2 separate regions of the Homo sapiens genome follow, and region 1 is linked to region 2. A link is an interaction called in ENCODE POLR2A ChIA-PET data of the cell type or tissue named here. Cell type or tissue: PC-3. All regions are shown on one strand. Each heading gives the region's core, and the rest is flanking DNA. Links, peaks and the distances in the headings are about the cores only. Region 1 overlaps LOC105370766 (a long non-coding RNA gene). Region 2 holds the start of MIR4510 (microRNA 4510).

Region 1 (16,832 bases), core at 4,539-12,538, 55 kb after region 2:
CAAGCCTGGCCTACAGCAGGACCACCTCCTCTCCCTGCTCAACTTGCCATTGGTTTATGCCTCTCCAGAGTGGGATCACTCAGAGTGCCTGTGGATCCCATCAATAAATATTGACAAAAGTGTTTAGGGGTCATTTAAGATCACCACATAATGACACTCAAAACAGGTCAGTACTGATTTTGGTTCCCTAGCTCTTGGGTCATATGTGAGAAGTTTTGACAAGGGTAAGAAAAGTCAGAAGTTATAAATCAATAGGAGAGAATGAAAAAGTATTTCTCTGGAATAATGGCAAAGTGATTAAATTGAAGAAAAAAATATATATATTTAAAAGCTTGGTGGGAAGATACAGGCAGGCAAGGGCTCATATAGATTTTTTTGTCTTCTAAGCATAAATCTAAAAATAACTAATGCAATTCTTCATGTGGGGCTGCCTCAGCAGATTCTTCACCTTTATTTATTCTTCTGTGTTTTCTTGATCAATCTGTTCTCTTGTTTTCTATAGAAGAAGCCAATGGGAGGCAGAGGGTAAATCTACCCATACGTTCCATCTCTATCTAGGATGTCACAGTAACCATGATGCCAATTAAATATTGGTTTAAACCTGTCAAATGTATTTTCTAGGTCTACTCTTTTGAAATAATAGTCTGTTGAACGAATGGCAGAGGAGAGAAGACAGCATGACAAAAGAGAAAAATCTAACATAAATCTATTTGTGTTGCTACTATTTTATTAATTAAGAACAGAAATTATTATTTGGGATCTAGCAAAAAAAGACAATTAAATGCAAAGTGTACTAGTCAATAAATTAACAGCCACTCTCTCGGTAGGTCCTTATATCTAAAATATGTTATAAATCGGCTGGAAGAACTTGGTGACATTCTAATGTGCCACCTGGATACAAACCATTCTTGTCTAAGGCTCCCACTTAACTCTATGCAAACTATTAGATGATCGCGGAGTATAAAAGGTGCCAGGGAAAGACAAATTAGTTTCTGCTTTCTGCTAATGGATGACCTTTGTGATTTGGATCAGGTGCTGAAATTCACTTAGTCGGAAAGGCAGGAGAGTGGGGGAAACTTCTAAAATAATTTTCTCTTCCTACAGAGAAGACGCCTGGCTACCACCTGCCCAATAAATGTCAATTGGTTTACTTTTAAAAAAATAAAGAGCCTGATTCAGAAGTATTAGAAGCTGGGTTGAGAGGTGCAACGGAGAAGGAGTGAATTCACCAAGAATATAAAGCCAAAAAAGACAAAACTAAAAACCATTGAAAATTAGATATAAGAATGGTTAGTGCTTTCCTAGGAGAGTTTTGTTAACATCTCTCTATTCTACATAGACTCTTGAAGATTTATTGAAATTTGAGCTGACTTAGGCTTAGTAGAAATCATGTTTGATTTCTTATCATTGAAAATATTTTGAGGTTTAGCTGAAATTTGTTTGGAATTGGGAGTGTAATACCCCAAGCAACATTCAAGGGATCAGAACCAACAGGAACTGGAATATACAAAAACACTGTTTCTCTAGCTCCACGTGAGCCTGAGTTGCCAGCTTTCACATGTTTCTAATGTTAGCTCAAGCTTTCTGGCAGTCCCATTGTGAGCTCCATCTCCCAAGCATTCTCAGCTATTTTGGCATTTTTATGTTGGCCTTGCTTCTTTTTATTTCCTTGTCCAGAAATATAGTTATTTAAAAAACAGTATAATTATTATTGGATGTGTGTGTTTTTTTTAAGTTTCAGCTTGAGATGAATTCTTTCTTGCATTGATATTTAGCTACTATCCTTGAAATGCATGGAAGGAATAGGACATTAAAGACAGAGGACATGGACCTTTAATTCCTCTTGTGTATTGCAAGGGCAAGAATGAAATGTCAGTTCCCAAGGTGATTATATAGTGAATGTTGGCAAGAATGAAATAATTGTGTCCTACCCAGGGTGTGAGAAATGTATACATGGGGAGATAAAATTGTAAGGGGACGGACAATATAGGGTGAGCACATGTAGAGCACAAAATAATTCAATTGGGTGGATGACATAGGTCTTCGGCCTTTGTGGAAATCAGTGAACTGCTGTTTCTGTGTCTTTTTCAAAGCACAGGGACGTTGAAAGGACAAAGCCTTGACTCTCTGATCCACTGAGGCTGGCTCCAGTTAACCCTAGGATATTTTTAAGAAAGTTGATTTGTTTTCCTTTTGATCTCCTTTTTCTCTCAGCTTGCTTGAGCTGATTTACAATTCCTGCATCTATTGCTGCCTTTAGCTATGTGCACCATTATTCTGCCACCCTTTTTGTAATTAAATTCTGCTTGAAATGCTTATAGGCCTAACCTCCCTCCTTAACTTCAATCTGTGATCTCCTCTTTCTAAGTTAGTAAAATTGTATCATGCACACCATGAATAACCTTTCCTGGATGCTAAAATACCTGGGTTTTAATTCTATTTGAGTTTCATCTTTGTACAAAATTCCCTGCAAACTTGCATGTGAATTTAAAGCCTGATCCATAAAAATCTTCTAGCAATATGATTCTCATTTCAGAAGCCTGGCGAGATGAAGCCATGTGTTATGTTATAAACACCCCAACAAAAGAACTGTGATCTTATCATGTTATTTTTTTTTCCCAACGTAGTTTTGTAAATGTTGTTGATTCTGCCTCACCATTTGGAGTCTCTTGCATGTGTTACTCTTCCAAATTCTGGGGTTTAAACTTCCCTAGAGCCTCATAAGTTCTGGGTTTCTTAAAGCAATAGGTTACCCTCACCCCTACCCGACACTCTCCCCACTCTTCCAAAAACAATCCCCATACAAAGGTGCCAATAAACTAACTCAGCCACATACAATGATATTGTCAAGAAAATCTCAGGAGAAAACCATTTAAATTTCATGGCATAAATCTGAGCTCTTGGCCAAACTTCCCCTAACAAGTGGAGAGCACAAGTCTCATGCTAATTCTCCACCAAACCTCCAGTTTTATGAAAGCTACATTTTATCTGTTTGGTTATTTGCAGTCACTCGAGAGTTGGAAAAGGAATATTAGCACTACTCACATTTTATTGTGAAAGTCGCAGTACTTGGTTGACCCCCTTTTCAGGCCCTATTGAATTTCCTATACAAAGGAAATGAAAATGTTTTATATTTAATACAGCAGCACATAACGAGAGGCTTAGTTATTACACAGAGAGCTACAATTTTCTGCTTTTGTTTCAGCTATTGCTGTAGAGCTGAAATTTCCAAGCACATTTTTTATGATTTGTTTATTGCTGGCTTTAGAGATGACACTGAGAGGGAATGCCACCTTTATGCTACCTACTCTACAGAAAGAGGCTTTCTGTTTCTTCTTATTTATCCTGCAAAAGCGTGGTCCAGCTTTTTACTGATGTCCCAGTTTCTTGCAGACAAATTTTAAAAATCCTAAAGAAAAAAGTAACCCAGCGGAAATCATAGAGTGAACATACAGCTAGCTGTTTCCTGAATTTACTCTCAGGTCCTCTGATATTACAATGGTCAAAGAGAGCTCCGGGCTCTTAGCATGTGCCAGTCACTGGGGCTAAATATGTTACCTTTATTATTTAATCATTACAACAATGACAGTTAAATAACACCTAGCTATTCTTGTTATTGTTATTATTACCCTGTTTCTATAGATGAGAAAACTGAGGCTTAGAGAGATTCTCTAATTTGCCCAATGTTCCCTAGCTAATAAACAGGTGATCCAACTTAGATTAGAACCAAATTCTGTCTGATTCTGGAACCTGCTCCTCCACCTTTTTTTTGACAATAATAGTCATTACCACAATATTCTGTGTTAATTATTTTTCAGCGTACTTTTCTTGCTTCTTCTTTATTCTAAATTTAAATTTATTTTCTTTTTAAAAGTAGCGCAACAAACGCATATATACCCTTCAGCTAGATTCATCAATTTTGTTGTGTTTTCCTTTCTGTTTCTCTACACACACACATACACATACACATGTTCATATATACATATATGAGATATGTATTCACCTATGTGTGTCTGTATGTGTATTTATTTTTCAAATTATTTTCGCTAAGCCATCTAAAAGTAAGTTATAGCCTTTATAATGATATACCCCTAAAAATAAGAGGATTCTCACATTTAACCACAATCCATTGCCATACCATACTATAAAAATAAGCATTCATTCATGTGGTCATCTAAGATACAGTCCATATGCAAATTTCCCAGGTGGCTCCCAAAATGACGTTCATAAGTTTTATTAATTTATTTTTGATTCAGGATCCATCCAGGAAAGAGCCTGCCCACTTGACTCTTCTACCTGTAGCCTCTCCAGAATACTGGATGTAAAAGGAGATCTTCACGGGTTAAAAAAGTTAAGTAAAAACCTTGCGCCTATGTGAAGGTATTATATTGATTTACATAACACTGTAGAAGGTCTATACATGCTAAACCTCTTTTCATTGTGACATTCTTGGAGCCTGTTATTCTTTTACTTCAGCTATCTAAAGAATGGAATCGTGGAATAGTTCTGTGATTTTCTAAGCCATTCTACAGTTACTTAGTCTTGGAATTAGTAATGGCTATCGCATTCAGCCTGATTCTATCTTCCTGCTGCTGAAGTGAGTCTAAACTGGCCTCAGCAAATAGGTTCTTGAACAGGTATCTCCTGACACTGTAGAATTCAAAAAGCCATTTTTGAGGGAGGGAGAAGAAAAGGGGAGAGAAACAGGATTAAGAAACCAGAAACAGCAAAGAACTGGAGAGAGGATGTGAGGGCGAAGAGAAAGTGTTAGAATCTGCTTAAATTTATAATCCCAACAACATAGTAACAACAGCCAGAATATATTGGGTGCTTAGCATGCCTTATTAAATAATGAGGGTTTTCAATGTATCTTTTTCTGTTAATCCTTACAACAGTTTTCCAAAATAGGTAAATATTACCCCCTCCCCATTTTATAAAAGAATTATTGAGTCTTATACAGGATAAGTATCCTGTCCATGGTTGCCTAGCAGCCGTGCTCAAACCCAAGCTATAGGAGGGAGGAAAGGAGTAGAGCTAAGGATGGTGAGTGGCCATCCTCTGCTCCTAGTGTGCCCCTTTCTTCCCACAAGTTATTAGTCACCATGCCAGTCGTCAAGGATCTTCTTTGTTCTCCATGTTCACTACCACTGCTTTGGTTTAAGCCAACTCCATCTCTAAGCGAGATGCCTGCAATATCTTTTCACAGATCTTTCTGCCACCAGCCTCTCCCTCTTCCAGTCTCTACACAGTGGTCTTTCTAAACACGCCACCCCCTTGTTTGAAATACTTGGATGATTGTCCATGACTTAGACCACGGCTTCTTAACCCTGCCTGCCCATGAAAAACACCTGGAGAGCTTTCCAAAACACAGGTGGCCAGGCCACACCTCAGAGATTCTATTCCCTTGTTCTGATGGAATAGGGTGGCCAGAAAAAAATACAGGATATCCAGTTAAATTTGGATTTCAAAGAAATGATAAATACTTTGTATTGTAAGTATGTCCCAAATATTGCACTGGGCATACTTGACTAAAATAATTGTTTATCTAAAATTCAAATTTAACTGTGTGTCCTATATTTGCATTTGCAAAATCTGTCTATGTGTTGGTACGTGTTGCAGGGAGATGATCATGAGTATTTTCTAAATCTCCCCAGGTAACTCATGTGTACATCTAGAGTTGAAACCACTGATTGTAGGAAAAATGATAAATGACATAGACTCTAAACTCCTTATCATGGCAAAAAAGGACCTTCAGAGTTTGGCCTCTGCCCCCTTTTCAATCTCACCTTCTCTTTCTCTCCACACCCTAAACTACCTGCTATGCATTTTACACTTTCTTATGTCCTTGTCTTTGCATATGCTTTCTCCCAAGCCTGGGATCTCCTTTCTGGTCTGTTGGATGAACTGCCACTCATCCTTTAAGACCCAGATACATTGGCTATCTGCTTTTTCTAGCAATTTATTAGGCCCTTTACATTAAATATTTCAAATTCTTGTTATTAAGGTGTAATCACTTGCTAATTTGTTAATTCAAATTAATAACAACTAAGTTTGTTAGTTGTATTAAAATAGAAACTTTCCAACAAATGTCAAACACAAATTTTGAACAAATCAATATGTATTACATTTTTAACTTTAGCATGTATTAAAATCTTAATATATATTAAATACAGCATATACTAAAATTGATTTTTATATTTTTGCCATTATTTTTTTCTCTTCCTCTTACCCATGAGCCAGTTGAACAAAATAAAAGAAAGCAGAACAAAATAGCTAAGACAAACACTTGCCTCCATGAGTTTAACATCTAAACAGATGTTTATATTTTTAATCTCTGTTACAACTTTCTACACTACAGTTTTTCTCATATTTCAGATGCGTCCTGTATTAATTTATGTGAAGCTCTGTTAAATCTAATTAAAATGTTGCCATATTTTGTATTATGCATTTTTATATAATTTCTTTATATCTAGGCCAGGCATGGTGGTTCATGCCTGTAATCCCAGCAACTTGGGAGACCGAGGCAGGAGGATCGCTTGAGTCTAGGAGTTTGAATCCAGCCTGGGCAATATAGCAAGACCCTGTCTCCACGAAAAAATAAATAAATAAATAATTTCTTCATTTCTAACAATGTTAACATGTCTTATTGTAAAAGTCCATTAATTCGGAGTCTATGGATGGTAGTAGGTTATGATTTGGTTGGAGATTATGTTGAGGCTACTTTTCATTCTCAGTGTTTGTCTTAGTCTGTTTGAGCTGCTCTAACAAAATACTATAAACTGAATGACTTATAAGCAACATAAGTTTATTTCTTACAGTTCTACAGGCTAGGAAGTCCAAGATCAAGGCACCAGTGTTAGAGGCGTTCAAACCAGAGTGACTCCATCTTGAGTGAGGGCTAGGAAAATGAGGCTGGGACTTGCTAGGCTGCACTCCCAGAAAGGTATTCCTAGCCTCCAGATGTTTACAGTTAAGGAAACAGATTGATAATGTTTACTAAACAGACCCAGACTTGGGAATGGCCTAATATCCCAATATCTTGAGAACAAAGGCATTTCTAATTTTGCTTTAAAGGTAATAATAATGATTCTTGCCAAATATAGTAACTAAGAAAATTAATCCTTTATTACAAACCCTTGGAGCAGAGCACATCGCTTCATGATCTTTTTTTATCCAGAATATAAACAAGTATTGTACGTAGGGTGGACACATTCTTCCTCGTACTTTCAGGATTACCCTGCTCTGTCTGTGGAGTAGCTGTGCTTTCACCACTTTACTTTCTTAATAAACTTGCTTTTGCTTTGCACTGCGGACTCGTCCTGAATTCTTTCTTGTGTGAGATCCAAGAACTTTCTCTTGGGGTCTAGATTGGGACCCCTTTCCTGTAACATTTGCAGATTCCATGTTTGGTGAGGGTTCGGTCTCTGCTTCATAAATGGCACTTTCTAGCTGAGTTGTGGTGGAAGGGTAACAAGCTTCTTAGGGCCCCTTTTATAAGGACACTAATTCCAGTCATGAGGGCTATGCCTTCATGACCTAATCACCTCCCAAATTCTCCACCTCTTAATATTGTTGTATTAGGGATTAGGTTTTAACATAGGAATATGAAGTGGTGGAGGACACAAACAAACCATAATAGTGTTCATTTTTATCAATGACCTCTTCTGTAGTTGGAAACAGAATGAGAAAGAGAGAAATGTCTCTGCTATTGATAATCCCTAGGTCAAAATCTGCAAGAGTTCCAGCTGAGGAATGAGAAAAATGTCTCCTAAGGTAGGAGGGAGGTCAGGTGGTCACAGTCACCCCAAATGTGTTGTTCATGTTTATATTTTCCATTTTGAAGGTAGATGGAATGCTCGGCGCAAGATGGCAACTTTTCCTAGTTGAGCTCTAGGCTTTAGAGAAGCTGCTGATAAAAATCATTGGTTTTGATCAATATTTTGTGAACTACCCTATGACCTCATGACATTTGTTATCACTTTACAAAGCAACCCCAAGTTTACAATGTGCCCCAAAGTTTTGTCTGTATAGGCAAAACTTTGTATTCCACTTTCTTGTAGCACCGGGAATAACTTCCTGCTTCATTAAGCTTTTCCCCTGTCCTGTTTCTCTTTATCATCTGGTAGCGGATGCATGGCCACTCTTAGGCAGTGTCAGGTTTCTCCTGTTCTATGTTAAGTCTTTTTAAACTGCAACTGTTGGTTTAAATGCCTGCTTCCCCACTAGGTTGTGACCTCCCTAAAGACAGAAATTCTCCCATTTACCTTATCCCAGTGCCAAGTACTGTGCTTGCCACAAACTGGGTTTTCAGTATGTTAATTTGTTCAAAATTATTTTTTGACATTTCCTGGAAAGGTTCTATTTTCATGCAGCCAACAAAGCTAGCTGTTATGAACTTGAATGAACAGATTAATAAATGATTACACCTTAATCACTAACATTTGAGATATTCAATGTAAAGGGCTTAATAAATTGCTTAGCAAAAAGCAGACAGCCAAGGCGTATAATTTTTAGCAGGAATAATTAGAACGGTAGGCATGCAGCCAGGCGCGGTGGCTCATGCCTGTAATCCTGGAACTTTGGGAGGCTGAGGCTGGCAGATTGCCTGAGCTCAGGAGTTCAAGACCAGCCTGGGGAACACGGTGAAAACCCATCTCTACTAAAATACAAAAAATTAGCCGGGGGTGGCAGCATGTGCCTGTATTCCCAGCTACTTGGGAGGCTGAGGCAGGAGAATTGCTTGAACCCGGGAGGTGGAGGTTGCAGAGAGCTGAGATCGCACCACTGCACTCCAGCCAGGGCGACAGAGCGAGACTCCATCTCCAAAAAAAAGGTACAGTAGGCCTGCATGCCAAACCCTGCAGGAGTATGCAGTAGAGAGAACCATACAATTCACTTTGCCTAGGGAAGTCAGATTTGTGTCTTAAAGGTTGAGTGGCAGTTCATCCAACAAACCCGAAAGGAAATCCCAGGCTTGGGAGACAGCATGTACAAAGACATAGATGTAAGAAGGTATAAAGCTTTCAGGAGGGTTAGTATAGGGTGTGAAGAGAGAGAGAAGGTGAGATTGAAAAGGAAGGAGAGGCCAAACTCTGAAGGTCCTTCTATGCTGATAAGAAGTTTAGATTTATCTTATTTATAATTTTTTCCTATAAGCCAGAGGTTGTAAGCCTGGATGCACATGTGACTTACTTGTCTTTGTTCAGTAAATGATTACACACAGATCTTTTTCTAGACCCAGAGAGTTTATTTTCATATGACTCATCTGCCTAACATCCTAATTTCTTTAAAGAAGAACTTGTTAGAATAATGATGATAAATGTCATTTCCATTTGCATAGTACTTCATACCTTTCAGAACAAATAGTTTTCAAGGAAAACATAAGTAATTTATTAAGTAATGTATTTTGATCCTCACAACAACTTTGTGAACTTGATAGGGAAGGTGTTATACTCACAAAGGAAAAATACAGAGAAGTTATCATCTTCTGATTCTATATAGCAATGAAGAGTACTAAAAAGTGACCATCTCCTGCCTCATTGCTTACTCGTATTACCTACTTAACATGGAATTATAATGCAAACAACATAAATAATATTTGATCATCTTAGCAGTAGGCCTAACAATTCCTTGAAGTGGGAAGCCCACATTTGTTGGAACATTTCCATGAGGAGCTCCTTGAAATGAGCATGAGACCCTTAAAGAGCATGCTAAAGACACAATAAGTAGCTTCTAAATGGTTTTGAAGAGTAATAGTAGGGTCCGACTTTGTTATAGCTTTGATTTGAATGAATAAAAGGTATGCAGTTTGGGGACAGAATTTTGACCTTAATGAGTTTCTTTACTAGAGGAGAGAGGCATTTGAGGTTGGAAATCATGATGTCCAGGAAGAGAAGAAAAAGAGCCAACAGAACTAGAACACATGGGAAGAAGAGACTGTTCCACCTCAGGCCAAAAAGAGACTAAGAACAAGAGCCATGCCTGAGGTTGATAGCTGTAGAATGTGTGATGCTAACTCTCTTGCATCTCCCTAAATCATCTTCACTTTAATATAGTCCTCACTAATAATTGTGTGTGGAAGCAAAACAATGAGAATGGAAAGATATCTGGTATTTGTGTAACATGGCCTAGTCTTACAGATTAAGACAATTTGTATATAGTATAAAGACTACAGACATTGAAACCAGGCAAACATACTAGCTGTGTAACAGAGAACACTTCTGTTTCCTAAAACAGGATGATAATACCTAACACATGGAATCCTTTCAAGGTTTAACGTAGTAATAAAATATCTATACAACCTAGACTGATGTTGGGACTCTGTAACACACAATTGCTGTGTGTTGCTGTATGTTAGCCCACAATAAACTGTGGATATGATTATTCATGCAGTTAAGCTCATCTGCATTTATGGATCATAGAAACTCACAGATAGATGTCAAGAGTCCCTTGGACCTAGAAGCCACAGCACATAATGATCCTTAAACAAAATGAAGCAGTCTGGGTCCGGTAATCCCTTTTTATGCCATTATCTCCTTCTACCTCCTTCAATCTTTATACTTGTCCCACTCTCATGTTTTCAGACAAGGATCAAAATCTCATTCACACTTGTAAAGTACAAGTGTAAGGTGCAAAGTTATAAGGATACATGATTCAAAGACTTTTTCCCCAGGGATTGAAAAAGCACTTTTATAGGTGATAAAGGTAAAATGAATCTTTAGTAGTGGAATTACAGGCATCAAAACCTGGGGCAGTGGGGTTTACAGAGAAGCTCCTCAAGCCCTTAAAATCATATCAAGTAGGTAGTCCCTTTTCCTACCTAAGCATGAGATATGCACTAGTTCCATTGCTAAGATCACATGCAGAGGTACTTAGAGTCCTATAATCTAGCAGTCTTCACATGGGATACATGTACTTGGGCTGTATGCCATTCTAAGGTCTTTGTGGCAGCAATAGTTGTAAGGAAATCAATTTGCTGGTTTCCAACATCCACGTGAACTTTTGTCTGGTAATAGGCCTGTGGCTGAGACACAATGCTCGTTCTCCTCTTCTGCCTCCTCTTTAATAATTGTCCTTCTTCTCCTGCTTTTCAAAAGAAAGTTTTCCCATTCACTCATCTGGCCCTATGGTATAAAACGCTCCAGCATGCCAAAAGAAGGAATAATGTTTAATATTGTTATCTGTTAAACCACTTGTAATCAAAGCACTATAAATTTTAAGGTCATTCTCTTTCTTAAGCATATGTCTGTTAAGAAGGAAGAATGGGATTCTTACAAGAATCTTGCCCTTTTCCTCTGCCAAATATTGTCAAGCAGTGAATGGTTCCCACTGGGGAGCCCCTTGAAAGCAAAGCAAAGAGAGAGCCTGCAGAAATAGGAAGGGTCAGGTAGCCTAATTTCTTCAAGGTGACAAATTTAAGGCAAATCTCCATGCCTGATCTATCTTTATAACTAGCTACCTACTTACTGCTGACTTATCTACATAATGTATCTTAGAACTAGAACTCATAAGTAAGATGCTGTCACAGGGGCATGTAATAACATATTTGTGAACTGAAAAATAACATCAGACTTTTTTTAATATCAAAAATTTAGTTTGATTTGATTGATTGGTTTTAGACAATGAGAACTGACATTACCATGTATGTTAAATGGTGAATATTTTCCCAAAATGGAATGAACTGAATTTTCAGCTCCAAGTTTTGACAAAATATGTTCAAAGTATGTGATAAGATGAAAGGATTTTTATTTTAAAATATATTCACAGGTGTATTGAAACTAACAATATTTTTATTTTTCCAACCCTCTTTTGAGTGAATCAGGGCTAAATAAAATGCTTCAAAACGAATGAGTAGCAAGAACAATGAATGGCTATCTGATAGGTCTTGGTAAAGCCTAGTTGGTATACTTCCCAGAAATCAAGGCAGTGAATGACTGTAATGACTGGGTGACAAAGACTTTTGCAAGAGAGGTTGTATATATTTCTTTTCTTTCGGTAAAACTGAAGGAGTATCTATTCAAGTTGTTAGATGTAGAGCACTAAAAATAATTTTTGATGATATATTAGGATGTGATATTTTGGCATATAGCTCACAGGACTACCAAGAATTGAGATGGCATGCTGTTAGGAAACCTTAATTTCCATCTCTCTATTTGTGTGAACAAATTTTTTCAGTTCTAATAACAATAAATGAGAAAATAAATATAATTGATATGGAACTGTTTCATTCTGGCAATAAAGTTCATCTGTAAACACACAAATTAATTAAAAATGAAGCCAGACACATCCATGTCATTAAGAAATACATGTCCAATGAAATAATGAAATTTATTGTACATAATTTTTGTTATTGAGGTTAATAACTTATTTCTGCTGTTTTCATAATTTGTTTACCAATAAAATTAATAATGGTAACCAAATCCAAAATATTTTTACTGTAGAGCCTAATACCAAATAAAAATAAATAAGATTTTAATTTACACACATTTTTACTACAGAGAAGTAACATGGTAATCAATAAAAGACCTTTAAGGATACTAACATATGTATTAAAACAAAATTTAGTAGAAAAATTGGAATAAACATACAATTTGAGGATAAAAGGGAAAGCTGTAACAGTCTCAATTGTTGAAGATAATCTCTTTTATGTGTTTTTCAAGTAGATTGTGCTAAATTGAAATCCCAATAATATTTAGAAAATCTGTTTTTCAAATGTCAATAGTCACAGCAAGTCTGAAATTATATAATTTAACTCACTAAGGAACATTTTATCTAACTTAAAAGTAGATTTTCATAATTATTTTAGGGATTAGGAGAACAAAAAGGTTGAACATTTAAATACTGTAATGGGGAATAAACAGTTGTGAAGCTTTGAATCATCTTCGTCTGTCCAATAAGTGAGGTTTTCTAGCTTTGGTCAGCTCTGCACCTAACTGTGCTTGTAAAAGCATCTGCCACGCACCTCCTGCTATGAGAATGTGCAAAAAAAATACACCTGGATAGCTATATACTAGCACATTCTAAAAGGCACTGAAGTTGGACTAAAACCAAAATGCTTCCTGATGCAATTATTTTACATTAAGATACAAATATTCCTAACACAGAAGCTCAGTTCCCAAATGCTCATTGTTTAGAAAACAAAATACACATTGAGCTCTAATAAAAATGCTTCCCTCCCTCGTTCTTTTATCATTCTTTTCCAGCAGAATCCAATGAACATGATTAATATACAATTTAGTGGGGATTTGGCCACAGTCCAAATATACACTAACCAGGGGGAACCAGGGACATGATACTGTGCTGACTCCACAGAAATCCCCTTTGCTCCTATTAAGAAGAGTTGAATAAGGAGTTAAGGATGAGCAGCTACATTTTTTCCAGATGTATTAGGAAATAGCATGTTCGTGAATACAAATACACCTGGAAGTGGTCACCTATGAAGGTCTTAAAGACTACATTCATGTGCAGCCTTGACTAAAGGCAGACTAATGAACCAGATGACTATGATTGTTGGCATTCTTCAAAAGCCATCATAGCCAGCAGTTTGAGGCTTACAATGTGCTGTCTAAGTGCTTTCCAAACACAGTTCTGAATGCATTCCCCACATTAACTAAGGTAAGCCTCACAACAAACCCATCCATTAGACTAACATCACCCCCATTTTGCAGATGGAGAATCCAAGGCACAGAGGAGTTAAGTACTCTTCCAAAAGTCACTCAGCCATGAAGTGGCAGAGCTGGGGGTTGAATTCAGTCAGTTTGGTTCTAGGGCCTTGAACTTAACCCCCGCATTACACATTACTCTGTGGAAACTTTGCTGCTGTAGACAAAGAAATTTATACTTCTTGAAGGTGGGTTTTTAAAAATATGGCAAGGGCAGATGGAGGAGGGGGTTTGGGATAGTTTGGCCTTCTGCCTAGAATTAAACATTCGCTAATTTTCTTTTGCTCTCTCCTGTTTCTAAGTAAATTGCTCTACACACTTATTTTATTATCATTATTTCTATCTGACATGCTATGCAAGAACATCATGATTTAAAATATCTTAATAACAACCCAAAGAAAGGGACTTAAAAGTAATGTTCAGAGAGAAAACAGATGGCCACCAAGTGCAAATTCTGAATTCTTATATTTTTATAAGAGGAGTAGATGTGGTTGGTAAAAGGTTATGCTAATAAGCAAAATGTTCTTGTATTGTTATGAGCTTATTATTTAAAAATCATTCTGAGATTTTTAAAGTGTTAAAATAGTAACCAAAGTAGATATTGGCAAACTAAACTCCAATTCTTCCTGAAGAAAATAATCTGATTTAAGCAGATTCTTGAGAATCAGTTTAAAACCCAAAGATTAAATGTCAGGATCTACAGGATGGAACAAGTTCTATTCATTTAAGGTAGATGCTATTAGCTTATATGTGAAGATATCAACACACTGTGTAAACCTGGACCCCACAGTGGAGCTATTTTTAAATCCCTAACTTCCTGGGGAAAAGCTCAGTAAATAGGGCCAGGAAACTTGAATCCAGGATCCAAACACTAAAGGCCTTTCTTGGACACCTTTGAACTCTGTCTTGCAATATTCCCAAGTCTGTAATTGCTGGCTGGACTCTCAACTTCATAGAAGGTCATGTCCTAGTTCCAGCGCCCCACTGTCCTTTTCTTCACCCTTTTCTGAATGACAACTGTTTCCTTCCGTTTTGGCTGTGGAAATAGTGGTTTGGGATTTTAAAAAAAGATAAGCAATCTCTAAAATCCCCTACATAATTCTACCATCAGGATTTATTCCTATTCCTGGTCTGGCCTTGTTGGCGTTATCCTCCTAATCCAGCTGTGGTGATGTATTGTACTGGCTGCCTGCCACACGCAAAAGCCTACCTCGGGACATCCTGCTAGAGGCAAAAGGCCAATCTGGCCTGTTTCTCAGTAGTTGGATTGACAAGCTGATACCCCGAGGACAATGATAATAGTCTATGTGTTTATATTTAGAAACACACATACTCTACACATGTGCTTATGTTGTGTGCATGTATATACATATACACACGTCTGTGCCATATATGCTGTCAGCTCCATCTGTGTGTGTGTATACATACATATACATGTGCTCAGATTCCAGATGTGCTATAAACTTCCTTTTTTAGTCTAATGTGAAATTCATCTGCCTGCAGCCTGCTTTCTGTCCCTCTCAGTCTAAAAAGATGTTGTTCAATCTTCAGTGTACTCTCAGCACTACTCTGCCCTTCTTTATTGCATTGACATGTTTTCACTTTGAGAATCCTTAAAGTACTAACACACCTTCTAATATGCAAGTGGCAAGCATAGTAATGTTAAACATTATGCTTTGTGTTTCTTGGTTACCTATTCACACATCATTTTACTTTTATAAGCAAGTAGAGGAAATACCATTCCAAATAGATATCAACATAAACCTTAAACTTCCAGACCTTGAGGTTTAGCATGGATTTGCCTCTACTCTATAAATCACTGTCCTAGATTCTACTAAATCTAGCTAAGCAAGCTATATCAATATTTTGTCTGACAACACAGACACAGTTTGGAAACAAGTGAAGGAAAAAAAAGGTTACAAGTCCTGGAGATTCTTGGACGTTTCTCTAAATCTCCTATGCAATTAGAGAAAGCAAATTTGGATGGATTTTAACAGATTAAAAAGAGAATTGTAATGAAGCCAGGATTTCCTCTTGAAGAATTTTTATTCAAAAAGTGTCTGGGATAACTGTGCACTAAGACAGCAATGCGTGCTTTAAATAAAAAAAAAAAAATAGTTAAAGCAAAGGTTAGGGCCGGAAAATGGACTAACATCTAAAATAGATCTTTTTTGATAAAGAGGAGATTATTTAAAGGCATAAATAAGTACTGTAAATATTTTAAATATCAAAATAAGTCAATTAAATAACTTTAAACATATTATCTGTTCCAAGAAATCTGTGCAGTCCAACATGTAGGCTTTCCTCTTTATTGTCTTATTTTAGTGCTTTAAATTTCCCAACTGTTTCTATTTGAGACTGTAATCTGATAATGAGTCCTTTTGTTCTGGATCTTTTCATGTAGAAAACATGTACAACAGAATTTTGGCTCCACTAAGCCACCATGTTTGAATCTCATCCATGTGCCATTTTTCATTTCAGTGACAAAATGATACATACAGGTTATTATGAATGGAATTTCATTCAAATAGCATTTAAGGTCATTGTGCACAAAATAGGCCTTAGTTTGAGATGGAGTCAGAATAAGAAATTCTATTTTAGCAAGAAAAACTGAAAGCAATTTGAGGACAATTAAAAATGGACGTACAAATAAGCCCCTATATTTGAGTACAATAGAAGCATAAAATACAAGAATGATCAAAAGAGTGAGTTGGGGGAACTTGGAGAATGTGAGATTTTTTATTTAGGCATTATATCCTAGTGATCTCCATTCTCTGCTATGGTAATTGTCTGTAAAATAGGAAGGCCTCTCATTTAATTTTATACAGTGAACTAAAATTCACACTTCCAGTGCCAATTCAGATGTTATCTTCTCTGAAATGCCTTTCTGACCCTCCAGTGGAGAAAATCTTTCCCTCCTTGGTGCTATTTCTGTGCTTGATGCATGCATCCATGTTTGCACTAATGGTTAGTCGTCATTTTGCTGCTGTTGTTTTACTCTTCTTAACTGTGAACACTTTGAGGTTAGAAACTATCTGAGTACAGAACCCTGTACTGTGTCTTACTCAAAATAAATGTTTTATGACTTGGTGAGTGATGAATGGCTGGTTGATAGGTAACAATATTAAACAGAATGCTTGACACTAAATGTGAGAATACTGTGTTAAGACA
Region 2 (16,832 bases), core at 5,708-13,707:
CCAAATCATTTCTCTAACTGTGGGAACCAACTTGACATGGCAAAAGGGTTGGACCACAAGAGATAAAAAGAAAAAATCTTCATAGATAAAGATATTGGGAGAGAAAGCAAACAGACAGAATATGTGAAAATATTTACTAAGATATGTACTAAAATGTTACTGTAATTCTGATTCACGTTCATTCTGGAAACAATGAAGGCAAAAAAATGTCAATAAAATACCAACTATTATTTGGAGGCAAAAAGTAACAATTCAAACGGTATTTGAAAGAAAAAATGATACTGCTGTGGCAAGAAAAACCAAGAGGAAGGATAATTTTTGATTTGGAAGTAGATGGCATCCTAGGTGGCAGCTCTCCTAAACCAGAGACAGAGCCAGTAAAAGAAATCCGCCCAGGATTCTAATGCTAGACAGATAAGTACACACTTGCAGCCGTATCTGAAGACGGGGTACAACATGCCACACTTTGAACTTCATCACCACCTATTCCCCAAAACTGAAGGGATATTTGAAATGCTAAGCAATTTACCCTGTATATCAAGGATTACTATCCTACTCAAACTATATATGCCAAAAACATTGACACATGGCCCAGTCAATGCAAACAACCTATTACTTTCTGACTGACATGTTAACTCTTTTGCTTAGTTAAAAATTTCCCTCGAAATCATTTTAACGATTATGCTTCTGACTCCTCACACGTGAAAGGAAAAGTATTCACAATTCCATGATTACTTTTCCAAGTCAAATTTTTAGCAATTTATTCTAGATTCAAAAAAATAATTGCTATTTTCGTTCTGTCTCTTCTCAGGGAGAAAAAAAAACACACACACCTTCAAGGGCTGCCATGCCTTCCTCTCATGATGTAGCTGGGAAATGTACAACTCAGGGCTGCTAATGCATGGAATAAATGGACAGTCTTGCTAACTCCTATTATCATCATTGTGTCTAGAGTCTATGTCAGTTCAAAACTAAAATGTCCTCCTTTGCATCCACAGCACTTTAAATAACCCAACAGCATCTGCATTTATATAATGCCCATCTGCAGGATATGATATCATCTTGACAAATATTCCATATTTCTATCTTTTCTGTGTGTGTATGGCTCAGAAAAACTGAAGGGTTACACAAGAAGAACTTTTTTGGGTTTTATGCATGTCCAAAAGTTGTAGTCCTCACTGATAGTAAAGGTCATGTAACTTGGAGAAAACATGGGCAAAAATGGATCCATGTAGATCAGAAATGATTAGTCAGCTCCATTTTCTTTCCTACCACACCATTTTACATCATTAATTTGAAATGCAAGGGACTGGAAAGAATTGACTTCTATTTAATGAGGTTTGATTTATTCAACCTTGTGTTATTAGTGAAAATAGAATAACTTGTTAGCTGGAAAATACATTTAAAATAATGCACTTCTCTGAATAAATTATCAGATTGATGAGTATATAACAATAATATTGAGATCACTTTACATTTGCACATAATGTGGCAGTTTAGAAAGCACATTCATAAGCATCACTTTGCTCAATCTTCATAATCCTCTGGGTATTATTGTTCATATTTTATCGATGGGATCCCACAACTCAGAGAGGTTAAGTGACAGCTAATAAGGGAATAGCAAGGTTTAGTCTCTGGTATTCTGTCTCCCCACACCCTTTTCAGCAGTCACTTTTACCAGAAATAACCAAACAAAAAGATGGCCCTCATTATCTTTTGCCTATGCTTTTTCAATGGCTTTTTATCTATTATCTCTGGCACCAATCTTCCCTACCACCCTCTCTTATTCTCAGAAGCAATTCACATCAGCACTTTCCTGATGGACCCTTCTGAAAATGTCTTTGCCTACAAGTTAAATTTAACTATTACTTTGTCATCCAGTGTCCTTCACAATCAGACTTCAATCTGGCCTCACCCTAGTTCTTCATTCTCCGGTTCCTGCCTCGCAGCCTACGTTACAGCCACACTGACCTCATGATTCCCTCAGTCTACTGTGCTATTCCACCTCTTGTGTCTTTGTACCTGTTATTTCTTTCCCTTAGGATGCCTTTCCTTGATCCTCTACCTAGTAAATTTCTACTTATAACTTGAGAATCAGCTCAAAAGTAACCTCCCCTATGAAGCCTTTCTCTTCTTTCTTAGGACTCACATGCACTCAATGAATGTTTATACATCATGAAGTTGAAATCTTGTGAGTGAGCTTTCTAAAAGTAGGGACCACATCCTATTGATCTTTACATTCCCAGTGTCTAGTGTCAGGTCTGAACATTCAATAACTGACTATAATATTAATAGAGCATCAGTGATTTCTTTAATAGTGTGAAAATATCTATAACTATTAGATATCAAACTCTTTTGCAGCCATTTCACTTCTAGGTATATATCCCCTCAAATTGAAAGCAAGGTCTCAGATATATACAGCACATGGCAAATGCTGATGTTCATGGCAGCATTATTCACAATAGCTGAAAGGTGAAAGCAACCTAAGTGTCTATCAATGGACGAATGGATAAGCAAAATGTTTATCCTACAATGGAATATTATTCAGTCTTGAAAAGGAAGGGTTTTCCAACACATGCTACAATATGGATAAAGCTTTAGGATATTATGCTAAGTGAAATAAGCCAGTCACAAAATGACAAATACTGCATGATTCCACTTATGAGGCATCTACAGTAGTCAAGCTCAAGGAAACAGTAAAATAGGAATTACCAGGGATTGGGGGAAGGAAGAAGGGGGAGCTTTTAATGGGTACGGAGTTTCAGTTTTGCAAAATAGAAGAGTTCTGGAGATAGTAGCACAACAAAGTGAATATACTTAACACTACTGAACTGTACACTGAAAAATGGCTAAAATGGTAAATTTTATGTTATTTGTATCCAGAAAGAGAAATGTTACATACTCTCACTCATACGAGGGAGCTAAAAAAAAATTGATCTCATGGAGGTAGTGAATAGAATGGTGGTTATTGGAGGCTGGGGAGGGCAGTGGGGAGACGGTATGAAGAGAGAATGGTTAATAGGTATAAAAATACAGTTAGAAGGAGTAAGGTCTAGTGTTTAATAGCACACTAATGTGACCATAGCTAACAATGTTTTATGGTATATTTTGAAATAGCTAGAAGATTTGGAATTTTCTCAACACAAATAATAAAGAGGTTTTACTCAGATTGGATCATTATACATTATATACTTATATCAAAATATCACATATACATTTGTACAACTATTTTGTATTGATAAAAATTTTAAAAAATATTAGGTTAAATGTCTCTTTTAGTGACATTGACTTCTTAAATGAATGAACTAAGGAAATTGTTTTGAACTTTAAAGTATGTGTGTGTGTCGTAAAGATAAGGAAATAGAGTAGGCAAGAAACAAAAGAGAAATATATTTCTGCTCTCGAGCTGGTTTTCTAATTGGGGAGATAGACATCAGATATATAAAATGATATGATTTCAAAACAATAAATCTCTGTAAAAATACTTTAATCATTACTCAAGTCCTGAGGTAAGATTGAAATTGGCATTAAATAGAATTAATCTTGGAGCTCTTCCAGGAGGAGGTAGATAGGTAGCCTGGTTTTAATGCTTTAGTTGGGCAGGTTTTGACAAAGACACAGGCAGTGGGCTCTAGAAAGACAAAGAGATAGAAATGAATGTGAAACCCCGTCTCTATTAAAAACACAAAAAATTAGCCAGGCGTGGTGGCGGGCGCCTGTATTCCCAGCTACTGGGGAGGCTGAGGCAGGAAAATGGTGTGAACCCGGGAGGTGGAGCTTGCAGTGAGCCAAGATGGCGCCACTGCACTCCAGCCTGGGCGACAGAGCGAGACTCCATCTCAAAAAAAAAAAAAAAAAAAAAAAAAGGAATGAATGAGCTATTTGTAAGGTGGCAGTGGGGGGGGGGGGGGAGTGGGCTACATTTGCTTTACGAGTGTTAGCTTATTTAATTCTATGATAGTTATATAAAATAACTTCCATTGTAGCCTTTCTTTTATTTGAGTAAACGAAGGCACAGAGAGGTTAGGTTACGTATCCAAAGAGAATATGTGGGTAGATAGCAGAGTGAGGTTTTAAACCGCAGCCCCCTGGCTTCAATATCCATGTAACTGCCCAATAAACTGTGCTCCGTTCTCTAGTCAGTTCCATCATGAAGCGCAGTTATCAGTGTCTCATTTCTTCATACCCTTCCCAAGCCCATTGATAATTTTCAGGAACATAACATGTTACTATAGGAGAGCTTGGGATCCAGCTGACTGAATGTTTACAGATGACTTGATGAGGTAAAATAGATTTAAGCAACAATATGAGCAATTCAGTTTAGAGAAAAGTTTTTTCTGACATGGGTTCAGTCAATTTGACATAAAGATTGAGGTTAGGAAAACTATTTCTTTGGAAAACAGTCTCTGTCACCATGCTTTAGTGCCCTGACTCTATACGTCCATGGCTGTTCTTCACATAACTCTTTTATGGGTTATCATTTCATGAAATTTCCTTTGCATGTCGCGCAGTATTTTCAAGTGTATCAGGCTGCAGACTGTTATCAGCATATCTGACCTTCAGTGGAATTTACATTTTTAAATTTTTATTTTTTGCAATACTGGAACAGGATTGCAACAGAAGTGTTCAATTATTTTCAAAGAAAAATCATAAATTGTAAGTAGGGACTGGATATGTATGATTGTGGTTGAAGGAGTGGTCAGAAAAAGCCAACTTTTCCATATTAAATCTATGTATTAATATTTAATATGGGAAAAGACACATCATGGTTTTGGATGCTGCTAACAGAAAAAGAGACTGTTAATCTACATTAATTTATTTAAAGTAGAGTCAAATAGTGAAAAGAACAAGAAGATGATTATTTAATCTTTATTCTGATACAAGCTGGGACATGCTTTTTTATATTCAGGTTTCTTTTTTCTGTTTTAGCATCAAAGAAAACTGTATAATTTAGTAAGATTTTGTTAAGTATTTGAAGACTATATTCAAATAAATAATCAGGTCATAAATACTTTGATAAAGAGTGAGAAACAAGAGTACACATGTTACTAGGCTTTAAGCTGAAAAGAATCACTTACTATTTGAGCTTCACTAGTTATAAAGTAAGTATTTGGATTCAGATCAATGGGGACATGAAGACAAGGGGAAAAGAAACTTAATTCAATAACCTCAAAAACGTCTTTAGACAGCGGACTACTGACAAAATATTTCACCTCATTTAGTATAAATGAATTAGAGACATGTGGGTTGCCTTTTGCCCAGAATAGGCAGAGGCTTAAAATATAAGAGACATTAACTTTTGGCAAATCCTATTTGGTATTTTACTGAACCTAAATCATTTTTGCCAAAAGTTTACTTTTGTGGCTGAGTTTGGAGTAGAATGCAAAAATACAAAAAGAACACATTGACTTACATAGATGTATGGGGGTTTAAGCTGAAAAATGTATTGAGGTCAATGACAGTTTAAGATTCTTCTAGGAACAGACAGAATCATGCCAAAAGTAATGAATACTTCCATTGTCTTCTGGCTCCCATCTGAGTGGGCCAGAAAATTTCAAATTATGCCTTATAAAATGTAAAGACATGATGTAAGCCTGAGATGTAAATATGCTTCAGAAAACACCCCTTTTTAACAAAATGTGAATTTCAGGGCTCTGCCTTCAACTCTGATCTGGCTACAGTTGTGACACATATGTGTCTCCTATGCAGGGTCAGCAAACAGCAGGTAGGCTGGTAGGCCATGTGTGTGTAATTGCTTGGCTCTTAATTGTGTTAATGTTAATGCAGCTGCCCTGACTCAGACTCTTCTCTATTATAGGTTTCTGTTAGAAAAATAGTTATTTTAACAATTTATTTACATTTCACTGTATTTTTTTTTAAAGCAGTAGAACTTCCTTTATTATTGTTGCTGTTTTATTTGGGCTGCTAAACAGGATCTGGGAAGACTTGAATTCTAAACACATCATAGTGGCAGACCAGTAGGGAGCCTATGATTATCTTGAGTTTTGTCTACCAATGTCATGGCAACTAGTTAAGTTGGAGTATGGGGAGTAGATAGGGAAGACCAGGTAGACTGTTAACTTGGTATCACGTAGAGCCCTTTGATTAGCAGATTCTCTTCTCATATATCCCCTGCCCCTCTCCTTAGTAAAGCATAACTACATACATACATACATTTATATATAAATATATCAGCAAAACAAAGTAAAAATGTTTATGTATTATTAATATTGTCATCATGAAGATACCACATCAGGATGAGATATTGTGGAGGAGTAAACTTAAAATTTCTTATTATCGACAATATTTGTCATAAATTATTCTATTCATGGTTACTACATCAGTGGTATTACTATTCCCCCAAAATGATAAAGCAATTTACTAGTATTTCCTTGGAATTTTAAGATCAAAAGCTCTAGAGATGCATCTTTCTATTTTACCCGTGAAACTTAAGACAGCAAAAAGAATAACGAAACCAAAGGGTGACAGGCAAAGTTGGAAGCCTCAATGACAACTTTTATAATTTTTAGTTATAGCTCAGGAGAGAGATGGAACTTCTGCAAGATGGTATTTATAGATGAGAAGGCCAGGATATTTGTATTAGTAAGCTCAGAAAAGTATAGAAATATTCTAGAAGTCCCCTCTCTTCATCTGTCTGCTCATTACTTATTTTAGAAATAACAAATATCTATGATTTTGGCTGTGTAAATAAATGAGTAAGGGTTTGAAATCTTGTGATTCCAATATTTTTCACAATCCATTTGCACTATTTCAGGTAATTCCTTTCTTTATGTACAAGCAACCTCCACCACAGTGCCCTAAGGCACAATACGGTATAGCCATTCACACATGCACGGTCAACCTGGTTTCAGCCTATCAGAGCAAGATCAGGAAGGATTAGACAAATTTAGTTGTATACACTTACACAGGTTCAAAGCCAGTCTTATGCAGAGCTGGATAGGCAATTACCTATATGATGACATTTTATGTTACTACAGGACATAATGTCCAGGAAACAAAGGAATAGGAATTCTGTTTTTTGGTTACTGCCTTGGTTGAACATTAAAATTAGCATTGTTCTGTGCACTACCTTTGTTAATAAAAGTCCTAAGGAAGTTGTAATCATGGACATGTAGGACATTTGGGAAGTTTTGTGTAATGCAATAACTGAATGATTAGGGCAGGAGAAGGAATAATTACCAAATCCTTAATTTCTAGGCTGGTGGTACCCTTGATTTTACTTTTTGCAATTATATGTTTCAGAGAACATTGTTTAAACCATAGTGTTCAGATTTCTGTATTAAGATAAAAAAAGGGAAATTACATCTAGATGAGAATTGTAAGTAAGCATTAACTGTGAGTTATCATTTTCCTTACATTATCTCATTTGACTACTCAAACAATCTTACGAGATAGGTATTATCTCCATTGTTCAGATGAAAAGGTAGTCATAGAGATTAAATATTTATTAGAAGTCACACAACTAGTAAGCAGAAGTTGTGTGAACCTAGCTCTGTGGATGCAAAATAATGTACTGCTTTGCAAGACCTGTAGCATAATTTACTTATGTTCTATATGTGGGTAAAATTGTTACATTATCACTGGTAAAATACAAAACCAAATATAAAGAATAATTGCATTTTGATTTTTGGACCTGCCAAGACATACATCCTCAAACTCTTTTGCATCAGAAATGCCTGGGAGAATTGTTTTGTTTGTTTTGTAATTAAAATGCACCCTATTGTCTCTTCTTCCTTGATGATTGCCAAAAATTATAGTTTAAAAATACAACGAGGTGATATGAACATGTTTGAATGTTACCATTATATTTTTATTACACGTAAACAATACATTGTGTTTCCAAAATAATATACTCTAGAAAGTAAACTTTTCTTTCTTCTTTCCCATAAGTGACATCCTTCTGATATGCAGAGACTTTTAACTTGGGTACCAAACCATAATGGTACAAATAGAGGTATTTCAAGAAGTTGCTAAAATTGTTACATTGTAGAGCAGAATCTGATTTTGTGTACATGTTCCTACAGAAAATTCAGAACACATCTTAACCCCGTTATTCTTATTGTGTCACTTTAAAAGTTAGAGAATTGGTTTAGTAACAAACCTAGAAGTTTCCATCATATCCTCTTAAGCATCTGTGGTTCTTGCACTCAGCCATCTCAGCATGCTCATGCCAAAGCTCAAGACACGAGATCCTTCCAAATATGAAGAGTAAAATGAGGCTTATCACCTTCGTAAAGATTAATTATTTTTCAACCAATAAAACAGACTTTTTCTTTATCTAATGGGCTTCATCCATCATAGTACATGATAGATAGTTAATACTTTACTTTCAGGGAAACTGCAGCTTAGAGCAGTTTTACTAGTTCAGTTCAGACAGTGGTTTACCTCTAAACTTCTATAGCTAGGGCTAATAGTGTCTGATGAGCTCATCTGCCTGGAGAAAGAAAGAACAGACATAAGAAAGTGCTACCCCAAATACTTAAAATTGCCTTGCTGTGGATTTGAAACAACACAGGTTGTAAAAGCACAAAGTGCCAGACAGCTTACATACATCTTTTAGCACATTTCAAAGACAAAACAACATGTGCGGAATCAAAGGCAGGAAAATCATTATGTAAAATATCACCTTTCCCCAGTAAATGTTTTCTATTGAACTGCTGAAAATTCTTCTCAGTAAGGAAGATAGAAAGCCAGGGCAACCCCTCTGCAGGCACAGCAGAGTGAGGTCCACCCAAAAATTCTCCACTGCCATGGGCTGCAACCTTAAGACCCTGCATGACTTGTTAGAGATTTAGATTTATCTGGCTCTCTAGTGTCTTATTGCATAATTTCCATTACTTTATTACCCACCATTCGCCCTTCAATAGTTCTTTTCATGTGTTTTTTGTTGTGGCTTTGCTTATGTGGGACAGTCCATGTTACAAGTTTTCTCTATTATTTATATATGAAAGTCTCCTCATGAAAACACCATCATATATAGCAAAGCAAACTATATTAGAATTCCATAATAACATGGCTTTGTATAAATTCTGATACCCTCTTGGTCATAGTTATTCATAGGTCAAATGAAACAATGAACTAATTACACATTGATATACTAGACTGAGGCTGTGTTTCAACCAGGTTGACCTTGTCTGGGGAATACATGCAATCAGGGGCATGTAAGTCCCCTCTGAAATACAACTGAAGATGGTATGATCACCAATGATTGGAAAGGTAGGATCACTGGGAGAAGTCAAGGTTGAGTCTTGGATGTTACAACTAATGTCTATGATTTCCATAGTTCAGAATAAAACCAAGGATAGCGTATCAATCAGGACAACAATAGTCACTCCAGATAGGAGGAATTTTAATAGAGGGAGGTGCTGAGAAGCCAAACAAATGATAATAAGGCAACCCAGACATTACAGTAGCAAAAAGCCACTATCATCCCTATGTTTGAGAGTTAAAGGGAAAAGACTGTTATTGGATTGCCTGGCTCTGGGGCCACAGACAGAAGCCAAAACCATTTCAGGTCTGCCTGTCAGTAGCTTGAACCAGTAAGCAAAGGACACCTATCCAGATTTGCAGCCATAGAAGAGGTTGAAACCTGAGACTATCTGGTTTAAATTAACCTTTCTTGTTACTGGCAGCTACTAATAGATTGCACTTAATCAACTATCGCATCTCTCATAGAGAAGGAGTCATGACCATGTTTTCCTTATTTATTATGCCATCGTGCAGCGGAGAGTGACCCAGAGGTTTATTCTTCTTATGTGACAAGACTGATGAAATCAATCTCACACCATTTTACACTTGTATCTATTGTAATTTTTATACATATTAAAATAAATACCACACACCTGAATTAGGGTAAATGGCTTGCTTATTCGTCCTCTGAGGTGGGCTTTTGTTTTTCCTTACTAGAAAGTCTGAGCGTGTTTCGTTTCTCATATTTGTTTAAATAAAAAAGAAATTTTAATGATACCATGAATCCTCATGATCAGGGAAGAACGATGTGTCAGTTCACCTGATGACCTCACCAGCAAGTAACAGAAAACAAGCAAAATGACTCATACAATGAGGGCTTTGTTATCTTTATTGTCTGACAAGTCCTGTTGTATGTTCCAAGATCACTGACTTCAAGGGCTCAATGAATGGCTCAGGGATCCATTTCATTTCCACATTTTGTTCTGCCATCTTTGGAATGTTCGTGTTTGTCCTTACGTGGCCCCTCACATCCCCAAGTTACTCCAACCTTATATCCTCAACAATAACTTCCAGAGGTGAGAAGATAGACCATCTCTTCCTTATGTTCTTTCATAAAAGTCAGAAAAACTGTACTAGAAATCCACCCCAGACTTCCCCTCACATTTTACTGGACAGAATGACATTACATCATGGACAAGAGAATGGAATTTACATGAGTCATTTCAACCAGAGTTGATATGCACCTTCAGCTGAGAAGGGACTTAGTCTCCTTTGAAGGATATGGCCTACCAAGACTTGAACAAAATCAACTCTTACACAGCACTTACAACAAGGGAGGCACTATTCTAAGAGTTATTAAACATACATAAAGAGATATAGAAATGTGTATTAAATCATTTAATACAAAAATTATATGAGGTGGTTATTATCTATAACTTATCAAGATATTAAGTAACTTAAGGGCCAGGCACAGCGGCTCATGCCTATAATCCCAGTACTTTGGGAGGCAGTGGTGGGAAGATGGGTTGAGGCCAGGAGTTTGAGTCCATCCTGGGCAACATAGTGAAACCCCATATCTACAAAAAAAATTAAAAATTAACCAGGTGTGATTGTGTGGACCTGTAGTTCTAGCTACTCAAGAGGCTGAACCTGGAGGATCCTTCGAACCCAAGAGTTTGAGGGTGCAGTGAGCTATGGACATGCCAAAGCACTTCACCCTTGGTGAGACAGCAAGATAACCTTGTATTAAATAAATAAATTAATTAATTAATTAATTAATTAATTAATTAAGGTCACACTGTTATTCAGTAGTGACAGCAGGGTTGTAACTCAGGTGATCTGGCCCCAGAGTTGTTGCCTTTAAGATGAATACCAGGTTGCCTCTGTGGAATAGTGTGTATGTGAGGGAGTAGGATGTATGGTTGTTAGATAGACAACTACAATCTTTTCTCACAACAGACAGAGCCTGTCATTAAGTAGGCACTCAGAAATGTTCATGGAATAAGCAAAAAAAAAAAAAAAGAAGAAGAATGAATGAATGAATATACCCTTTGATAGCCTCCAATACAGTGTCTTGTATGTAATAGTCATTCAGTGGTTGCTTAGTTGATGGTGTCTCATTGTGTGTCTATTGCAGCACAATTTAAGTAGAGAATTTAGGATATGCTACAAACTGGTCTATCATTTTCCTTAAGATAAATGAGGGGTAATGCTCAGAGAGAGGGCAGTTACCCATGACTGAAGTGGGAGAGACTGACATTCAGGAGTTTGATTTGGGAAACCCTAGAATTCTAGGAAGTGATTGCTGTTTATAAAAATGCAAATTGGTCCTGTTTAAACTTGTCATTATAGAAAAACCTAGCAAGGCTCATATCCTATGCTAAACTCCGCTACAATCTCTATCCAGAAGATGTCTGACCATTTTATATTGTTTTCCAACCCTTTCTTGGTTTGTTCGCTGGAGAGAATCCATCTCATTTACCACAACTCCAAAATCCCCCTGTGTGGAACACAAGACACATCTATGTCCTGCTCACATTGTTTTCTTGAGAGCAGAGAGATGTCAATTGGCTTGGTCCTCTTTTATATGCAATTAGATACAGCTATCATATATTACCTTGTGACAGATATGCATTGTCTCATTCAATATTAAGTAGGGATCCACATGTAGCCATCCACAGTCGTAGACCTGGATATATCTTGTTTCTACTTGGAGAAATTCAATGAATGGCAACATGGATTTACAAATCAATATTAAGAGGTAATTATTCTGCTTACAAATAAATTTGTCAGCTTCCACATCTGTTAGCAGGTCAGAGATTATTTGAGTTCACATTAGAGTGAAATACATAGAAAAGAAACTTAAAGTTTGTATATTATAGAAGATCATTAGGAAATGCCTTCCTTTGACTCTAGAGCCAAAGGACTAATCTAACAATCAATGTCATCAATAACTTTCTCTACAGTATTTAATGTCAATTATTGATTCCCAGAAAAGCAAACCCTGTTCAAAATGTGTTATTTTGATTTATAAGCAATTCATTCACCATATTATTCTCCCTGACCCGCAGTAAGCAAATAGGCATCAAGCCCATGGTTTCCTAGTTATTAAGAATGATAATGTCTCTTACAGATTATCCAATCCAGACCTCTTGTTATATAGACACAGTTAGAAGGCCCAGTTACTATCCCAAGGCTACATAGCTAATAAAATATACAGCCAGAAGGAGAATTTTGGTCTAGAGCTCTTTCCTGTCCTCACAATTAAATAATCAATTTCTTTACATGTCAAAGTCACTACATCTTACAGTTCAGTGCTTACATAACTTTATACCATGCCTTAAATAATATTCCCAAAATACTTATTTGTATTCTTTATATCTGCTTTGATTCCAGAGTACAGAGAGCTCTTGGAGGATGTGATAGATCATATTTTCCAAAGATGGTCACAATATAATTTGCTACTTTACACACTCTTCTTCATTGTGATTTTGTCCTTACACCATTAGAAGTTTATTTTTCCAACCACTTTGAATCTGAGTAGGCCATGTGATTGCTCTATTCAATAATATACAACTGAGGTTCTGCATATGGCCCTTAAGTAGCCCAGCAACTCCTGATCCCTACATTTTGGAATATTTGCTCATAGGACATTTCTTCCAAGAACCCAGTCTCTGCAGTGAGAAGCAGGAACCATACAACAAAGCCGTGATTAGCTGCTCCAGCCTAGCTAAGCTTTCAAAAACTGACAGCTAGTATCAACTACCAGACATGTAAGCGTACCATATTGAACTTCTAGCCCAGCTGAGCTTTTGGGTGACTGCAGGCCTAGATGACAGCTGCCTGTAAGTGCTTGAGAGACCTCAGGTGAAAACCAACCAGTTGGGCACAATCAACCCCCTGGCCTTAAGAAATATTAAATAAGTTTTGTCTTAATTGCCTGAAGTTTTAAGGTGGTTTGTTAGACAGCAGTAGACAACTGGAACACAGCACTAGACAGGAGTTAGCAGTTGTGACTGCCCACAGATTCATGACATCGAGCCTCAGATGCACTCTCACCTCTGCCAAGCAAGCCTCTACTTCAAGCCTCACTGACTCTCATACGTACTGCTTACCTTGACAGATCCAGCTCTCCCACTCTTCCTATTAGCAAAACCTGTCAGGTTTGAAACTGATGTCTGGGTATGTGGAATTTTCAACAGAAATTCTAGGAAACTTCAACACTTCTTAACATAGAAAAAGAATGCTGTGTTTTTCCATATGGGTATCTCCCTTAGGTAACAAGGCTCAACAGAGGTCATAAAGCCCAAGAGCAAGTTAGATATAATGTTGACCTTTCCAGAAAGCACAGAGCTAAATTTAATACTCAACCTGGTAACTATTTCAGCCTGGAGGGACATTATATTTGCTTCCTCTTCTGCAGGGTTCTGATATTTATACATTTTTTACTTTAACAGCCTTATTGTATACATGTGATAATTTCTAAATCTTCTTGGAAGCAGGCAGGGTCTAAACTACAAACAAATAATATTAAATCCCTTCCCCAGAACCTGCTGGTCTGGTCCTCTCCAAAATATGTGAGAGACATTTTGCTCTTTTCATTTAGCGTAGCGTCCCCAAAGCACAGAAGTTGTCCCAGTGGCAGAACATGAGAAGATTTAAGGTAGACCAGGGGTTACTAAATTTTTAATTTTCATAGTTATGTGTTTATTTTAGTATATATTAGAAAATATAAAACTAGTATATCACATATATTGTTATACAGGGTAAGGCTAATTTAAATAAAAATGTTAAATTAATAATACTTTGTGGATATGAACCAAACCATAAAAGTAATAGACAAATAATTGAGAAACACTAATTTGAAATTTCTGAAAGGGTTCTGGGTTCCCTTCTCTTTCTAGTGGATCGTTGTTGGGTAGTTGCGACTTTCTGGCTGATTGATTTTCTGCCTTCTTTTTGAGTCAGCAAGCTATTCCTTGCCACAGTTGAAACTCATATAACACGTGTCTTTCTATATCTCATTTCATCAGCAAACCTAATTCACATATTTTCCCATGATCATAGGTGCTTACCAAGGCCATTTCAGCAAATCTCCATGAACTAAAGAGCTGCCTTCTGAAGATGCTGATGGTGGTCAGATGATTCCCAGAGCTTGGCAGCACAGGGTTGGGTTTCCAGACTGTGCTCAGCCAAACAGAGAACTCTACCTGACACAGAGGCATTGCTCTCTTCTCCCATCCCTTTGCCTCCTCAGCTATAGTTTCATCTTCACATTCTGCAAATGACCCAGTGATTATACATACCAGTCCCCTGACTCCACTGCTAGGTAGTAACCACCATCGTTTTCTTTGTTGCTACATCTTCATCTACCTCTGACCCCTTCACCTTACAAATTTTATGGTAGAGTTCTAAATAGTATACTAACACTTCCTGCAAAGCTACTATTTGTGTGACTTACATAAATAAATTTCAATTGAAAATGAGTCTGGAGACATCTCTAAAAAGATAGCTTTTTCTGTCCTTTGATCAATGGGGAAATGGACTGTTTCCATTTCTGAACTTCAAGTACTGCTTAGGAAAGTGTGCCTCTTCAATCTTAACATCAAATAAGCTATGCCCCATATGCCAGATCAAGATCCACAGGCACATGCCCCGGTCTTGGATGCTTCACAGACTTCCTCATTTAAGACCTTTGAATTTACCGCCTGCTCTGGAGACACAGTTCTCATCAATTCCCATTTATTAGTAGGTGCGTAAAAGGAGGCACATTCTGACATGCAATAAAAAGCAAACCTAATGAGCAAATGGCAGTGAACTTGAGGGGCACTTTAAGAGAAGGTCTATCAGTATTCATAACTCTGACACACCATAAAAGACACTTTAGTGCAACAAAAATGTGTCAGAAAAGATATTGAGTTAACTGAAGGGGGAATTTTCTGGTAAAACACATAAGAGCACCCATTTCAACTGATCTGAACTATTAATATATTTTCTTCTTTACTGACAACTCATTTACCAAGTGTCAGATGAATGGTATTGGAGACAGCACTGATATTAACTCCCAAATGAAGTTCTATAACAATGAAAGGTACATAAGTATTCCACCCTAGCATCTTCTCTATAATTAATGCCCTTGGCCTTGCCTAGACAGCTAATGCCACTCAAAAATTAGAAGAATCATCTTTGGAAATAATTCTTATCATTATATAAATGGCACATTATAGTTTCTTTATTTTTCATCCAACTCATTTTTTACATGATACAGACAAAAGTTAGAGGACATCTTCAGATTCTTAAGGCAACTTAATCTCAATATTTCAAAGCAATACATAAACATCAAATTTGTTGTTTAAGCGTTCTTCCTCAAAGGAGTCTCTTAAATTCAACTAAACAAAAAACCCAAAGCCAATGAATGAAGTCAAGGCAAAACCTCTGCATCTAACACCATGGAGGGAGAAATGTATAATCACAGTATACTTATTAATACAGTGATAAGCATGGTCAATAAATGTAAGCTTTCCCTAAATCATATTGGTATGCTATTTATATAAAATAATGGGGGAGCTATCTTTTTATCTTCTTTTTTAATAATGGAATTCCAATTAACTTTTTTGTCCTTGATTTATACATCTATATTTTTATGTTACTCTTTAAAACCATATATACATGAAGGCTGCACATTATGAAAGTTAATGGTAATATTCAAAGAACAGAATATAGTTTTCGAAGGCAACATAAAGAACAAACCTAATAAGTACATACCGTGAGTTTTACTGCCACAGCATCAGACTCCATTCTTAATAGCTTTCCTGTAAGATTTCCACAGGTGGCAATATGGATTATGGAAGAGCAGCATATTTCTAAGACTATTATCTCTTTTCAACTCTGTCATTTTAATGAAAATACAGTTAATGAAGGTAATGTGATTAAACATTGGGCTTTGTCAAGTGAAATATAGAGGGAAGAAAAGCAAATGGGGGAAAGTAAATAATTCTACAGCCATTGGCCAGGGTCCAAGACCTCCTTAAACTCTCTTTACAGCAGAAACACAAGAGACGACAATTTTTCCTGCATTATATTTTTACATTCACTATCAATTTTCTGTGACAGTCATGAGGCCACTTTATCCAAAAAGTTGCAAAATATTGACATAAGAGTTTCACTGGATAATTTCAGGTCAAACTAAGTTAGTTTATTTGCTTTCTCACTAGCTTAGTAGTGGAGACATGTTTTAAGTGATCACAAATCTGTGACTTTTCATCTGTAAGCTATATTATTAAGTGCTCCAGTAAAAATATGCAAAACTCAAAGTATGTAAGAAAACATTGTCATTACTTCCAATATTCTTTGTGATATTACTTCGTTTATTCATTCATCCATTCATGCATTCATTCATCGTTCAGTAATAATTTGTTGAGCACCTAACATGGGTCTGTTCCTCTGCCAGGACCCTGGGACTCCAAAGATTAAGATTAAAAGATGTGCCTCCTGTCCTTGGGCATTTTATATTCTATAGGGGAAATTGAGCAGTAAAAGATGTTCTTAATACAATGTGGTAAGTACAATGTTAGTGCCTGGCCAGGGTGCTGAGCTGGCGTGTGCGGATATGCCTTAGTCAG

Evidence for each region. ChIA-PET counts read pairs that join two places held together with the same protein. Peaks named below come from ENCODE experiments on the same cell type or tissue, not always from the same donor. Only the 100,000 strongest peaks of a DNase experiment are listed, where the experiment ranks them.
Region 1: POLR2A ChIA-PET joins it to region 2 with 6 read pairs; 3 of 35 experiments call an interaction of 5 or more read pairs at or near these places.

The regions. Positions count from the first base shown.
Region 1 is chr15:35,971,666-35,988,497 of GRCh38, forward strand. LOC105370766 (a long non-coding RNA gene) reads left to right here. Exons shown (of 3, transcript XR_001751478.1): 3 at 4,257-4,505. Among named protein-coding and RNA genes, the nearest start is that of MIR4510, 53 kb to the left of the region's middle. In PC-3, for the core only: no CTCF peak of the experiment used is centred there; no DNase peak of the experiment used is centred there.
Region 2 is chr15:35,915,751-35,932,582 of GRCh38, forward strand. MIR4510 (microRNA 4510) reads left to right here and starts at 11,106; the gene lies at 11,106-11,173. It overlaps LOC105370766 (a long non-coding RNA gene), which reads left to right and starts at 4,145. Exons shown (of 3, transcript XR_001751478.1): 1 at 4,145-4,283. RefSeq lists an enhancer at 14,570-14,629. In PC-3, for the core only: no CTCF peak of the experiment used is centred there; a DNase peak (open chromatin) is centred at 10,071.